Regions from separate parts of the Homo sapiens genome. Here region 2 is linked to region 1. The links are chromatin loops, found by intact Hi-C in ENCODE. Cell type or tissue: PC-9. All regions are shown on one strand. Each heading gives the region's core, and the rest is flanking DNA. Links, peaks and the distances in the headings are about the cores only.

Region 1 (5,386 bases), core at 271-5,270:
CTTGCAGACACCATCAAACACAACTGGGAAACTGAGAAGGAAAAGGCGTAACATTTAAACTTAGTGGGATGGAGACAATTGAGATCCTTTTCAACTCCCAAGACAAGTGAGGCAGGAACTCCAAGAGCATCTTTATAAAGAATATTAGGAGTGCTTCCAAGAAAGAAAGACTGGCATCTCATTCCCTAGTTAGATATGAATGTAGGCAGCAAATTTGTTTGTCTTTGTATCTAGCTGAGGAGAGGAAAAGGAAACGAGAGAGAGGTAAGAGAGATCAAAAGTAAAGCATCTGCACTGCCATTTAGCATGGAAAAGTTGTATGAATTCCCCATGGATTAAGTGGCTATATGAAAGACAGTCAGAACTGAGCCACTTTGCTAGAGGCATCTGCTCCAAGATGACTGCCAAGGACTACAGATGCAAGATGATTGGGGTAAACAGCAAAGGGAAGTAGTAACTGTGGTGATGCTATAAAATGTCAAGTCAGAATCAGATTTCCTGTGTCAGGGCCTTAAACACTGATAAATAACTATTAAGTTATGAAATCTGCCCAAGATGACATTAAGTTGTGGACAGTGATCGAAAAAAATGAAACAATTTCATGTTGAAGGCCAGGCACAGTGGCTTACACCTATAATCCCAATACTTTGGGAGGCCAAGACAGGAGGATGAGTTAAGGCCAGGAGTTCAAGACCATCCTAGGCAACACAGCAAGACCTTGTCTTTACATTTCATGCTGATACCACAAAAAAAATTGAAACTTTCAAGAAACTAGTTATATATGTGTGCGTGATGCCAGATATATGGTGATAACAGAACTTTATTTATTTATTTAAAAAATTACTACTAACATGGAAAATTTAGACACAAACCTTTGGCAATGGTGTAGATAAAGTATTTTTGGCAGATGTCCACAGATAGTCTCTTTTATCTTTGGATATGCCATGATCAACTGATGTGAAATTTCGAGATACAGTTTGTGAAGGAACTGCTTTAGAATCCAATTTCCAATAAATTTCAGGTGTTTCCAATAAAAATGTTTGTGTTTTCTGCATTGAACAACAAGAATGAATAAAACCATCACTAAATGTCACATTAATTATTTATTTCTTTAATTAAAGTGCAGCAACTAGTAGAATTCACAACAAAATAAGCAAATTTATCCCTAAATTTATCACTGACTAGATAAGTTTGAATAAGTTACAGTTATCTTCTTTGTCACTTTACTTGTCCATTTAAGATGCAAATGTTATCTGCCCCTGCCTGTCTTCACAGAGCCTCTATGAAAACAAATAAGATATCCTGGAGGTCGTTATTCTTAGCAAACTAATGCAGGAACAGAAAGCCAAATACCACATGGACTCATTTATAAGTGGGAGCTAAATCATGAGAACACATGGACACATAGAGGGAGACAACAAAACACACTGGGGCCTATGGGAGCATGCAGGATGGGAGGAGGAAGAGGATCAGGAAAAATAACTAACGGGTATAGGTTTAATACCTGGGTGACAAAATAATCTGTACAACAAACCCCCATGACAGAAGTTTACCTATATAATAAATCTGTACATGTACCCCTGAACTTAAAATAAAAGTTAAATTTTTAAAAATGAAAACAAATAAGATATCTCAACTCTCTGACCAAAAGTTGAGGATTCTCTTTAAAAAATAAAAAAAAATCTTTACTCCTGGTGGCAAAAAGCCCTAATCTATGGTTCATTACAATAGCCTAAAAGTCAGAAGGAAATCTATTCTAACTTTCATTCGTTCTCTTTCATACATTGATACTTCTTCTTTTTCACCTATAAAAATATCAGCCTTTTCCTATCCACCAGCCTAACTTGCCTCCAAAAGCAAGGAGAATAATTATGAAAGTAAAGAATGAGAAAAATTTTCAGGGAAAAAAACTGAGAAAATGGCTATTTGCTTCAATTCTAAATAAATAAATTGCAAGTTTACTCTAAATACTTGACATTTTTTCAACTCAGTTTCCTCAGTTCTCTTTCACTCTACCTTTGTATACAGCTTCTTTTAGCACCTGACCTAACTTTCTAGTAAAAGCTAGTAATAGTTGCTTTAGTGGGATTCTACATGAAACTCATGCTCATCACTTTCTATTTTACAGTTTCTTTGGTCACCACCATCTCCACGAATACAATCGTGGCAATTATTCATAAGGAAATTGTAAGGAAATTGAGGCATGTTAATTTACTCAATTCCACAGCTAGTTAGCTGTGAAACTCAAATTCCCCTTTTTCTAGAATCGTGTTCTTTCAGTTCTCCTACTGCCTTTCATTGTAGAGCCCTCCTTTACAGGACCATGTTCTTCTGAGAACATCTCTCCTTTCTCTGAATTCTCTAGAGCACACACACACAAAAAGGGAATACAAGGACAAAATTTGAAAGCATGGTGGCTGAACTTTCAGTGCGTTTAAATTAGAGTATAGGATAAAGAGGCAACTACATGTACTATAAAAAAATCATTGAACTAGGAGCCAGGTACATCATATGGTCTTTTCTCCTAGATCTTTCCTATCTTTCCGGATTATTTAAGTAAATCTTCAAGTATCTCCAAGCTTAAATTTATTCATCTATAAATCAAGAGGCTAAATGAGATGGCTTATATCTTTCCTGCGTAATTCTAGTGATCTGTCATTTCATAATCCTTTTTCTAGCAAGTATGAATTTTTTCAGAATTGCATTTCTGTATCCTTTTCCCTACATATTTATACATCATAGTTGATGACAAAATTTTGATGAGAGCAATTTTTTTACTGCTCTCTGGATTCATCAGGGGTAAACTTTGGAACCGCCAAAATGTAACTGCTTTAATGGACAAATTGTTCCTCCCTACAGGTAGGAGAATGACAATTTAAGGTCACTGCACCACCTTGTGGCCATATCTGGAATTTGACATTTCGCTGGTAGCCTAAAGAAAATTCTCATGTGACAATACTGAACTATCCCTTTCCAGAAAATTCACAATTTTCTCTGTTGTATTTTTCAAACAAACATTTATAAGGCATGTGCTATGTCCCAAGCACTATTTTAAATGTTTTACAAATACCATCTCATTTAATCCTCATAACAACTTTAGGAAATAGGTATTATTATTATCCCTTTATAGATGAGAAAATTGAAACACGAAGAAGTTAAGTAACTTGTCCAAACTCAGAAACGTTTGGTAAATTTAACAAGCCTTATGTTTCAGTAGTGTTGGAATAAAGCACAGCAAAAAAAAAAAAAGCCTAGTTAAATTTCTTCATTCATCATTTTTCTCATTTTCCAACATATATATGGTTCATTTTCCAACATATATATCTAGACTCTCAGATAAAATATATGGCATTTGCTAATCTACTTGATAATGGAAACATATAGAATTGTACATGAATCAAAATATCTCTATAAGAATATGTGATACATACTTTCATAATATGAAGACATTCTAAATTTAAAAAAGAATATTGGAGATTAACCAATTTGCTTATATTCATTAGATACTTCCTTAAGTCTATATCTAACCATTCTGCATAATTTTATTATGATTATAATTTCTTCAGATATAATGTTTTCAAGTGTCTAGCACAGTGTCTGGAACATACAAAGCACTCAGTATTCACTCACAGGTTCAGTGCATCTTTCCTTTATTCTCTTTTAACTCAAGTGTAATAAAATATAATGAACTGTTCTCAAACTACTCTGAGTGTCATTTCCTTCCAGTTTAACTATAATCAGAGCAACCTCTGTGGGAACTTAGGAGATTATATCACTATATGTAAAGAAAATTCTTAATCATTTTAACCAAAAATTTGCTAAATCAAAATTCTTCTGCAATGATCCTATATTATCAAATAGGTTAGAAGCTGAGGGGTATTCTTCTTCTCTATGACTGATGTTTCCTTCCATATGTAGGGAGTACCACTAGGGTAACATTCCAAACCTCTTCCTGATTCCTTAGGGGAGAAAAAATTACTTAATGTGATTGGTGAATTTAAAGAAAAGGAGAAGCTGGACACATACAGCTCAGCCTCTTCCTTATTACTCCCCTTGAGAACTATTAGAATTACACATAAATTCTGCTCTTCTCCTTTATACCCTAAGTTTTACAAGAGCAGATGATCAAGTGGGTAGACCTATGCTAGTCAAGCTCTACTTGTGGCAGAAGATAAATTTGTCTAATTTGGGATTTCAAGATTAAGAGATCCTATTGCCTTCAAATATAAACTGCATTCTCCAGTATTTAAAATATTGATACTTTTTAATAAAGTCTTCAATAATAAAAATATTATTTTTATTCTCCCTTGTCTTTCTCAATTGGTTCAGAATATAAGTGAGGAAAACAGGATGTCATTTATTAAGCCCCCTCAAAACCCAAAATTAGACATAATCTAAATAAACTTTAGAATTGTTTATGAAAATATTTTGCCTCTAACATTAAAAAATTCTTAAGAGAGAAACACAGAGGTACCTAATTAAATTAAAACTATAATAAGAATTGTAGAGAAAGACTGAAACCTTCTTTTTTTCTTCTTTTTTGTTTCTGCATTAGACTGAAACCTTCTCCAAATCTCCAAATGACAAAATTTTGAAATTTTTAGCTAAAATGCTTTTGAATTAATAAATAGCAAGAAACAATTTAGAAAATGAAATTGTATGATATATGTAAAATGTTATTTTCCTACTTATAAACAAAAAATCATTTCTAAGTAGAAGTTAGAAAATGAATTGGTATTTTAAAACTATGAGAATTATATGCTCTTACCTTGTCTTTTTTTTCTTTAAGAGTAGCTGTGTTTTCTTTTGCCTCTCTTTTGAGTTTTTCCTATTAAAAATAAATATCAAGTACAAGTAACATAAACATCACAATGATCACAAATGAATATTATCAAAATCTTTCCTAGTAAGTATTAACAAAGAAAGATGACGAACCTCTCAATCTTATAAAGTAATAAAAAGAAAAAAAAGAAAAGTTAGTTCCTTTCTACAGAGGTATTATTTGGTTTTGATTATCTCTTCCTTTATTCTAATCAGTCTCTAGTGTATATCTGTGGACTTTTGAATAAGTCTCTTAAAACTCTGAATCTCAGCTTTCTTATTTGTAAAATAAAGCTAATGGAACAAATTACAGAATGAGAGATACGCACAAGTAACTAAGCTGTGAAAAGTTGCAAAAAGATCTAAAATATTGTGAGCCTTTACAGGCAGAATTAGATTTTTCTATGCATGTTGAGAAAAGGTGCAGTTCAGTTAGACTTTGGGTATGTGTATAGTCAAGATAAAAATGGAAAGGAGAGCTGTGGTCAGAATGGAAAGAGTGATATGCTAATATCATTAGATAGAATTTATTCAGTAAGATAAAAGAAAAGCCTGGCCTACATAA
Region 2 (5,386 bases), core at 106-5,105, 160 kb before region 1:
TGAGGACAAACCCTAAGGGAAAGCTAATGCTTAAGAGGCAGTCAGAGAAACAGCAGCCCCGTGGAGACTACGGAGATTGAGGTGGAAAGAGAACAAGAAAAGAGCTGAAGCCAGAAAAGAGGGAGCTGCAAGAAGAAGGGTGTGACCAACTTCATGAAATGGCTACCAAGACAATGTCTTGTAATGAGTTGAAGAGTCAGTGGGCATGAGAGAGGGAGTTTGGTCTTGCCGGCATTCAGCTTTGTGATCTCTTCAATTTGGATTCTTAAAATGTCAGTTTTGTTTCACTCTACCGCTCTGTGTTCAGGACACTCAGGTAACTATTTCTTAGGGGATGCAAATCCTTGCTTTGGTAATACCTGTCACAAGACTATGAGAAGGATTCAATAGGATCATTTACATAGAGCACCTAGAAAATTGCCCAGCACATAGTAGGCACTCAAAGCTTCCTCCCCCACTGAAATAACATACTTAGGAAAGTAAATTTAATAGAATACAGATGCACATTAGATTAGCTGGTCTCTAGGCTGACCAGGTCATGGCTTCCACCACTGAACCAGGTAACCAAGAATGGTGTCAGGTCAGTACATAAACTCCACCAAGTGGGCACTGTGATCCGGTGGCTCATATGTTTGCTGGGGATCAGAAATTGGATCCTGATATTTAGATTCCTTACTAACCTTAATGACTCATTACAACAATACTGTAAAGATGGATACCATTATTCCCTATTTACAGGTGAGGACACTGGACTTACAGAGGTTCTATAACTAGCTCATTGTCACACATTCTGTCTTGCAAAATGGGGTCCCTTTTTAAACTGTGTCATCTTCAGGATGTCCCTTTGGAAGATTTAGGATGAGAGGGAATGTACAGGTGTGCTCGCAGGCACACACACAGACACACACACACACACACACACACACACACATTGTACTGAATGGTAGCCACTCTGAGCCAAAGCCCAGTTTGTTCTCAGCCCTGCAGCTAGCTCATTATCTCATCCTTACTAAGCTTCTCTCATTGCTCAGTGCCTCAGTTTCTCTATTTGGAAAATGAGACAGAATAGTCCTGTGCTTCCCCACTTCCTTCTAGGGAGTGGCCCTGATGAGATCATGTCTGGGTTGCAGGATCCATGGAAATAGGTGAAGCCAGGATGTGACACTGAGCTGTTTGGCTTGGACAGGGGGAAGGCCCATCCTCTGTCTCACTTTGAGTGGATGTGCACATTCAGAAGCCCCAGACCAATGTTACAATGCCTAATGATCAATTATTCACTTCTGGGGCCTAGAACAAATAGGAACCTGGGGGTTTTAACAGTTTTACACAATGAGAAGCAAGTAAATAAAAGCTATTTAATGATAAACCTTCAAACCCAAAGGTGCTAGGCCAAGTTTAACTAAAATGGCATAAGGTCTGTAAGTTGTTATATGGATTTGGGGACCTGGTTTCTTTACCCTGCCCACATTCTTAGCTTTATCCCTCCCTCTGATTTTAAACTAGCCCCATTTCCAAGTGCCGAATCCAAACAAAGAAGCTGAGGACAACTTTATTGGATACAGTGTAAAGAAATCTCAACAGGGCTCCTCCAAAACATCTCACACCTGAAGGTTATCAGTCTTACATTGTCTTCATCACCCCCAGCAGGTCTCCCTTACCTCTTTCCCACCCTTCTTATCTGTCCCTTGCCCTCCGCTTCCCTATGTCTATACACACATACACACACACCCCTCTAGCCATTCCAACTGTCAAGAGGGGCAAACCACCCTGAAGGTATCTTGCCCCACAGCCTTCGGAGGATACTCATGTGTCTGGAATGTTCTCTGGCCACCTCTTCACCAAGCCCATTCTGCCCTCTCGTCTACCTGCTCCTGAAAATCCACTTCCTCTTGAAGGTCTTCTTAATTAGATAAAAGCAGCTTCCCCAATCCCACCTACCTCAATCTATATCTTATAGCTGTTCCCACAAACCACTTTCCTATCGCAATTATTCACTCATCACTTTTTCTAACCTCTAAAATGCACTTAACCTTTATGTGTAACTGATGTTTATTCTCTACTGGTCAGTTATGTAACTTTCTGATGTCTTCCCATGTTCATGTGTGTCCCAGACTTATATAATGTCAGCATGGGAAGACAATGAGTTATCTGGCAGCAACAAAACGGCATTAATAAGGAATTTGTAAAGATGAGAACAACGATGATCACATTCTACAATTATTTATTGAGCTCCTCCTATTTGCTCAGCAGTGTGTTATCTTGGGGTTGCGATGTGAGACAGCCATTAAAAATCTATGAAGTACAGTCCTTACAAGAAGAAAATGTTATCAATTTCTCACTGAACACTACAATTCGGAATTTACAAAGCATTCTCCAATATTGGCATTGGACCTTCATTTCTGTTAGATAAGTTGGCCATGGTTGCTTATCATCAGATGTCATCATTCCCATTTTACAGGTGAGGAAATAGAAGTGTGGGGACGTTCGTGGCTTGTCGAAGTTCACATAGCACAAAGTGTCAGAGCAGGGACTCCTGAATATGGATCCAGGGTCTGGGGAAGCAAAGAAAGTAACACACCCCCAGACACAAACACAAGCCTCTAAGGGAAGTAACCAAAACTGTAGGTGATGGGTGCCAAAAGAATACGTGTAGATGACACATGTTACAGGCATGCAAAGAATCACGATGAAGAGTGAGCCACACAGAGAGTCTCAGGCAGACAAAAGATAAACACTGCCCAGAAACGGCCTTTGGGGACAGCACAGAGTTACAGCCCTTCAGGCCAATATCCTCTGCTCTGAAACAGCATCACACTGCTTCATGTCGGGCACAGAAAACAACATCAGCATTCTCCAATGAATCATTTTCTGGGCACCAGTATTAGGAAATAGTTTGACTTTAAATGGCATCTACATCCTGAAGGAAACTAAAAGTAGCACTTTCTACTGCCATGACCCATGAGTTCTTCCAACTGGACTCTCCAGGAAGGGGAGGCAGTGCTTTCCTCCCTGATCCCTCGGTCTCCCCACACTCGGCGCTCTCCCCACCACCCCCTACCCGCCATGCTTGCCCCACACTCACAGGACTTCTGGGTTGTGGTGGAGTCTGCAGATACGTTTACACTGAGATACTCACATGTGTGTGTGCCTAGGGACGTTCCACTGACTTTCATTCTCCAGATCTCTAAGAAATGACTTAGGCTAGCATAGATTCTGTTTCCATAAGACTGAGACTAACCAAGCTTTCCTCTTGTCATGGGGGTTTCTTGAAGGATGCAAGGACCCGGGCACCCAGAGAAAGCCAAACGGCCTGGCATAGTGGGGTGGGAGCAGCACGCAGAGGCTGGCTCTGGATCTGCAGCAGCCCTCAGGCCCTCGATAGTGGGACTTTGTACATTTCCACCTAATGTTCTGTCATTGACATGATAACGATTTTTTCTGTCCCTTCCTTACCACTGAACGGCTCTCTGATTCCCCATACTCTCTGTCACTTTCCCCCACTTCATAGCTCCTGCTTCTCAGAGCACCTGCTCTTCCATGTGCCCATCCTGGCTGCACTCCCCGCAACATCGTGATCCTGCAGCGTCAGTCCCAATGCTGTCCTTTCTCTCAGTGTCTTCTGGTTCAGAGCCCTTAGTGGGGAATGTGGCTTGGCCAGGCTCCTCTTTTCAAACGAGCCATGCCACTGGCAAGCCTCTGGATTAGTGGCACTTGGGTCAGATGCCCTGACCAATCCAGGGCCAGTCTTGGGCAAAAATAAAAGCTTTGGGCTATTTTCCAGAGCTAGGAGCTGTGAGTGAAAAGTTGAGCAGATCAGACAATGACTGCCATGTCCCTGAGCTCAGATTGTATCTCTCCTTTTCCCTTCCACGATGACTTTAGGTTAGGCCTTTTTACTTCATACCTGGGATTCCAAAATAGCCTTCAGCTGAATCCCTGCTTCCCACTCTGAGCCAGGATTTAAACCCTAATTTTGCTAAAGTACTGTTTCTCTCTATGTGTCTTTAGATTATTCTCTGGTGCTTCCATTTGTCTATTTCCATTGTCCAGTTGACCCATTAACTAGACTACAAAATTCTCAGGGCCAGGGGGGATCTCACAATTCCTGTATATGACAAAGCACTGAGGATAATATTTCATGCAGGCCAGAAGCATGAATGAACAAATACATTAATTCAGGGAGGAAAAAAAAGACTGACCAACTGACTCTCACTCTCTAAAGCAAGACAGCCCTGCAGATTCCTGGGCAAATGGTCACCTGCCCACTCTGGCCATGCTCCTCTGCCCTGGTCTTCCCTCAGGGATGCAGGAGTCTGCATCAGGGCCCACTGCTCTAATTCCCCAGGGCATTCACACACTGGGTGTCTGAGCCCTCAGCTACCCCAGACGCCCAGGCCAGGCAGGTCCTGGGAAAAGCCTTCTAGATAATGCTACCACATGGAAAGTTGAGTCATCTGGGCTCAAGCCAAGCCCAGAACAAAGGGGCTCAGGAGCACATGATGAAAGAATGCTTAGGAAGGGGTGGGAGGGAGGGTCAGCCAGGAAAGTCTTCCACTAAATCCACAAACTGATCCCCTGTTCTAGGTCTGGTCTTGTTACTACTCCCAGCTGTGTGTCCTTGGGCAGTCTCTCATCAACTGCGGTCACTTACTTCATTAGTCCTTCCTACCTCCCAGAGGTACTTCAAAAGTCAAATGCAATCATAAATGTAAAACGGTGTTGTTATCATCATCCTCAACATTACGAGGCAGATAATTGTGCTTTGTGCCACTCAGAATGCCTCAGGGCTTGCCATCTAGGACAGACACACCCAGACACACATGATGGAAACACAGACAGTGGGGAGAAATTCAAACAAGACAAAACACTCATGTGGGTGTATATATCATGTATCAAATGAAGCTAAGTGGCTGTTTATTTTTAAATGCAGGGTTGGTTCCAGTGTGGAGTCCATACCCTGAGCACACAACTGACTTGAAATGAAGAGGGGGGAATAATAAGAGAGTCATCGTAGCTCCAGGTGCTGTGTCATGGATTCCTCACGGGAGTCCTGCAAAGTTGATATTATTTTCCTCTCTCTTCTTTGCAGAGAAGAAAACCAGGTATGCGGGGAAATTGAGACTTGAACTCAGGTCTGGCGGACTGCAAAGCTGACACCTGTCTGCTACAAGCAGTTTCCCCTTCGCATCTCAGGTCAGGAAACTTAGAGATTATCCAGGCCAACCATCCTTCAGAGCAATCAGTGAAAATTCCAGCTGGCGTCTCCAGTGATGGGCAGCTTACTGTCTCCCACGGCAGCACAGAACACATTTGGACACCTGAGACCATTAGAAAGATGGCTGTTCACTATCACTGAGGAGGGGCAACATCACTTCCCATGAAAATG

What was found. Peaks named below come from ENCODE experiments on the same cell type or tissue, not always from the same donor. Only the 100,000 strongest peaks of a DNase experiment are listed, where the experiment ranks them.
Region 2: it touches region 1 in a loop (10-fold over the local background); 2 of 110 quality-filtered maps call a loop at or near these places.

Annotation. Positions count from the first base shown.
Region 1 is chr1:114,976,999-114,982,384 of GRCh38, reverse strand. It overlaps SYCP1 (synaptonemal complex protein 1), which reads right to left. Exons shown (of 32, transcript NM_003176.4): 28 at 4,769-4,828; 29 at 873-1,049. Among named protein-coding and RNA genes, the nearest start is that of TSHB, 50 kb to the left of the region's middle. In PC-9, for the core only: a CTCF peak has its summit at 2,892 (motif pointing left); a DNase peak (open chromatin) is centred at 2,894.
Region 2 is chr1:115,132,666-115,138,051 of GRCh38, reverse strand. No RefSeq gene overlaps it. Among named protein-coding and RNA genes, the nearest start is that of LINC01765, 36 kb to the right of the region's middle. In PC-9, for the core only: no CTCF peak of the experiment used is centred there; DNase peaks (open chromatin) are centred at 1,771 and 2,761; H3K27ac peaks cover 2,536 bases.